Linked DNA regions of Homo sapiens: region 2 is linked to region 1. Evidence: read pairs that join two places in POLR2A ChIA-PET (ENCODE). Cell type or tissue: PC-3. All regions are shown on one strand.

Region 1 (2,500 bases):
AATTATGGATTATTATATTTTATGGTCTTAAAGGAAATAGGTGATTGAAATAAATAGAATATGTGTGTAGATATATGTATTATATTTAGTTGATAGAGACAATGGCTAAAGAAAAAAAGGCAAATAGTGGCAAATCCTAATAGCCAGTTCCATCAAATTGGCACTAGAGATTAGTGGGGTAATGATTGTTGCAGCCAGATCATCCTCACATCTTGTGACAAAAAGTGCACCAGTGGAATGGTATGAAGAGAATGCAGACATCAGCAACTATTAGAGAAAAGGTAAATGTGTGAACAATGACAGCCTGCCCAGCATAGGCATCTTCAGAAAAGCTCCCCTACACATTTCATTAACGAAATGGACTAACGGATGATCCACTATGTGCAGAACAATATACGAGGGATAATTCGTGATACAAAGAATATAAATCACTGTTCTTGTCCCAAGGTCTCTAATAATCTAGAAGAGATGGCCAAGAAAACCAAAATTATATTACAAATCACAGTGCTGCAAAAGCTGAATGCATATATAGACATATGTAACATTCTGTAGGTATGGAGAAAAGGAAGTGAGAATAAGAGCAGAGAAGCAACTGGGAAAGATTTCTGCGATGAAATTTTGAAAGCAAATGGATATTGACAATCGGAGTCAAAGGTATGAAAAGAGTCTTTTTTTTTGTTTTCAAAGGATAAATATTCATTTCTCCAGGACCAAGAAGAGGAAGTATCCTCTAGAACCTGGCACACTCCGTTTCTCTAGTTAGAACTGGGTAATGCTGGGGGAGTAGAGGGTTGAATGGATTGCCAAGGAAGGGAAAGGGAGTCAGTGGCAGTCACGGAGGCCTGGAGTCTCACATCATGCTAGCAAGTTAAAAGAGGGTACCAGTGCCAGCTGCTCACACTCCTCTGAGGCCTGATCTGTCCCTAAGCTGTCTCACTTCCTGACATCCCTTTCCAGCTGGGTGGCTATTTCCTGGGCCGTTGCAGACATCCCCCTTCACACTCCTTTCACAGCTGTGGTTTGGCGCTCTCTGCAAGAGTCCCAGTGCCAAAAGTGCCCTCTGGGCTTGTGTTCTGAAAGCAAAGGCCTGCTCATTTCCACTACAGAATTTACCCACAGAGACAGACGGAGGCAGCTTTTTTTAGATGGCCAAAGCAAATTGGCCTGCATGAATGACATTGGAGTCGTGTGGTAATAATCAGATCTGGTGTCTGGGACACCCAGGGGCACCAGCATAGGCTGTAAGTAGCTGAGAACTTTTCCTGCTGCATCATAGAAGCTGTTGGAAGCTAAGAAATGGAAGCATTTGAAGGATGAATGAAAACTCCTCCTCATCCATGATGTTTGGCTGTGGCTGGAGGGAATAGTCAAGTTGAAGTTATACAACAAACAGTTGTTTTTATGCTGAGCCAAGGAAGTGACTATGATTCTCCATACCTAGGTAGTGCTGAAGCAGGGGTCTCCAAACTGTGACCTGAGAGCCAAACCCATCCCTCTTGCTGTTTTCCTATACCCTGTAAGTTCAGAATGGCTTCTACATTACTAAGAAGATGAAAAAAATCAAAAATATTTTATCACGTTAAAATTATATGAAATTCAAATTTCAGTACCCACAAATAAAGTTTTATTGGAATACTGCTATGCCTATTGACTTACACGTCATCTCTGGTTTCTAGCTTCAAATGCAGAGTTGAGTAGTTACAGCTGAGACCTCATAAGGCTTTACTTACAAACCTTTTCAATCCCTGTGCTAAAGCAGTGGCCAGTGTAACCAAAGACAGGGGGAAGTGAAATAATAGTGGATGGGAAACTTTTTAAAATGAAGACATAGTTTTTTTTTTTCCTGACCTTCATTTTTAAATGTTCAGCATTCTTGGTTGCAGAATACACCACCCCGAGAAAGAGGTATATCTGGAGCTTAGCATTAATGCTTAAAACAACACTTAGATTTCTTTTTTTAAAACTTTGATTCTCCCATCTCCCACTCTCTCCCTTCCCCGCCACCCCTACCCAACACAAGCATGAGAAAAAAACCATGGGCAGACCACTCATGTAGCTAAGAAGATCTCAGTGACGTGCTGGTGCTCACAGGGACTCATTGGCAGTAGAAGAAGTACAAGGGCAGTGAATTGCAGGCTCCCCACGATGGAACCCAAAGAAAAATTAACTGAAACAATTTTATGGAAATGTATTCAGTATGCACAGATGACAACATGCCAGCAAGTCATTTCGGTATAGCATTCTAATTATAGACACCACTCTCAAAGTTTACTCAAGCTATATAGTATGGTCCCTTTTATAGAGTGTGGTTTAAATTGGCCACTTAAAAACCAGAGAGGTCACTTTAGGTTAACTAGTACAATTTGGTAGCTCAAAGGAACACTGTACTTCACTCAACTTATAGGACTGAGACTTCATTTTTCCTTAGGTTCTGAGGATTCCTCCAAGCCAAACAGCTGGAATGAAAAGTTAAAAAATGAATATTGTGTTAATCAAAAAA
Region 2 (2,500 bases), 150 kb after region 1:
AATCACAAGTGAGTCTGCAGAATGCTTTCCGTCCTGATTTTTATGAGCGGTATCAACCCATGTCTCCTTTTTGCTTTTTCTAGTTTAAGTGCTTTTTCTTCCTTGAAATAAAAGCGCAAGAGAAGGTGATGGTTCAAATACTACCTCTTCTCTGAAGCTTTTTCTGAGCAATTACAGGCTGATTTAATTAATTTTAATCTGTTGTCAGGTATTAATGTATGTAAGATAATACGACATAATATAATATATACATTTCATTGTCCAGTAGTAAAGACCTAAAATTGAGTGCCTACATTGAGCTAGACATAATAGTATTCTGATGCATGCGTTAGTCTCACATCTACATTACTGAGGGAGCCATGACTCAATCCCAAATCTATCCAATTCTAGAGACTGTTTCTAACCACTATACTAAATCAACTTCCAGCACTAATGTTCATCATCTCCCTTGCTAAAGACTAAGTTCTTTGAAGTTAAAGGCCAATATTATATGCATCTTTTCAAATGCTAGCATAGTGCCCACTGGATGTGGCAGACTAAATAAAGGTATATGGAATTAAAATTTCTTAGCATTACCTAGATTGTAGTCCTAGATTTTTGATGTGATTAACTATTTCTAAGCTGTCAACCCTTACACTCAATATATAAAGGACCACATACGTACACACACTTTTGTACAAACATTGAATGCTTAAATTACGAGATTATTTTCTTCTTCTTTAAGGTAAAGATAAGGTATTTCTTTTATATTTTAATATTGTCCTCAGAATAGTATTTTAGAAGGTATGAAAATTGCAATCATAGAACTCAGTGGAAGACACTTTATAAGCCTAATGGTAGTATTGTCTATTTTTCTCTAAGACCGTAAAAGAAAGTTGGTAGTATGATAAAGTTTGATAATGTCACCAATTTAAAAGTGAAGGGCCAGGCTCATTCTTATCAGTAGATTAGACAAAGTTTGAAATATTCAACTCTTCTAGCAAAACAAGAAAAGGGAGTGGTGAGAAAAGGCTTGTGATTTTATTTAATAATAATTTCAAAATCAAAGTAATTAGAACAAGTCTAGCTTTAACTGAATGCCAGAGATTACTGTTCACTGTGAAATTGTTAGGATAAGCCTGTATTTCCCTTTTTCTCCTTTGATACAGTTTAGCAAGAGCTTAATCATCACTTGGTCGGTGATAAGCAAGCATCTTGACATTTTGCTCATACCAGAATTTATGAGTAGCTACAGAAAGCATGCGTTTTGTACTTTGCTTCAAATATGAGTCATCCTATAACTATACTAGTACATGAACATAAAAATTCTATACTCATGACACATTATTTGTTAGATCAAAAAATCTGGAAACAACTTAAACGTCACTGGTTAAAACAATTATAGTATTGCCATTCTGACATACTACAAACTTAATGTAACCTTTAAAAAGAATGAGTCACCTCTCTATGTATTATATAAAATGATCTGCAAGACGCATAGAGTAAAAAAAGCAAGGTGCAGGACAGCGTGTAGAGTATACTAACATTCGATAAAATATCTTGTGAAATTTTCCCAGATGCATGTATTTTCCGTTAAAATACATTGTTTAAAAGTCACACAGCAACAACAACAGACATTTTAAACAATCATTACCCAAATTGTTCTAGATTCCTTAAATAATCCTCTTTTGAATTTGTATTTTATCTGATTTCCATCGTCTAGCCTCTATTACTAGCTAATAAAAACCTACAATTTTCTTGGTATTTTCCACCTTTATAAATATGAAGAATTCTTTTTAACAGAAATCCCTTCCTAATTTCTCAGCTGGATAGGAAGAAGAGGCATCCCTCTGGTTGGTTTTGTATTCTTCCACACATCTCTCATCTGGAGATGAGAAGCAAGAAAGGCTGTCACTAGGGTCAATGTACTGAGGTCCGTTCCTGTAGAAAGGAAGGGATCCAATAACCAAAGCCCTTTAAAAGTTTGCTTCTTTCCCCACTTAAGCAGAAGGCTCTTCTTTCTTCTTTTTGGAGAAAAAGTTTCCTGTTTCCTTTCCTTTATTGTGCTTTATTGGACATGGCAGGCCTTAGAATTGGCCTTTCTGGCACTTCAGAAAACAAGCGCATGTAGAAAAAGAAAGTTTCTCCTGGGTGAGGAAGCTGAGACTTCCAGACAAAAGGAATGTAACAGCAGACATCCTGCCAGTTCCTCTTTCAGTGAAGAACCAACCAAAGCTTGTGTCCCACTGGTTGAGACCCTTGAAATTGAACCACTTCCAGAAACACAAAAACAACAAACGGTCTAGTACATCTGCGTTATTTAAGGAAATATTTGCACGATTGATCAGTCACTACTATCCTTTGCAGGCCTGAAATGCAGCATTTTGTGGTTTGGGTGCAGACTTTAGAATACTACAGAAAAAGTATAAATTGGGAAGTTTGCTTTCCCTTTTCCTCAGTATAAACAATATGAAATCTGGCAAGTACAAATGCAAAGAAAATTTAGATTTTATTCCTGTGG

Evidence for each region. Peaks named below come from ENCODE experiments on the same cell type or tissue, not always from the same donor. Only the 100,000 strongest peaks of a DNase experiment are listed, where the experiment ranks them.
Region 2: POLR2A ChIA-PET joins it to region 1 with 6 read pairs; 11 of 35 experiments call an interaction of 5 or more read pairs at or near these places.

The regions. Positions count from the first base shown.
Region 1 is chr10:52,465,159-52,467,658 of GRCh38, reverse strand. All of the region lies in intron 1 of LNCAROD (lncRNA activating regulator of DKK1), which reads left to right. Among named protein-coding and RNA genes, the nearest start is that of LNCAROD, 4.1 kb to the left of the region's middle. In PC-3, no CTCF peak of the experiment used is centred here; a DNase peak (open chromatin) is centred at 988; H3K27ac peaks cover 2,398 bases.
Region 2 is chr10:52,318,007-52,320,506 of GRCh38, reverse strand. No RefSeq gene overlaps it. Among named protein-coding and RNA genes, the nearest start is that of DKK1, 5.0 kb to the right of the region's middle. RefSeq lists an enhancer at 1,044-2,243. In PC-3, no CTCF peak of the experiment used is centred here; DNase peaks (open chromatin) are centred at 376, 1,246, 1,846 and 2,196; H3K4me3 peaks cover 1,744 bases; H3K27ac peaks cover 2,347 bases.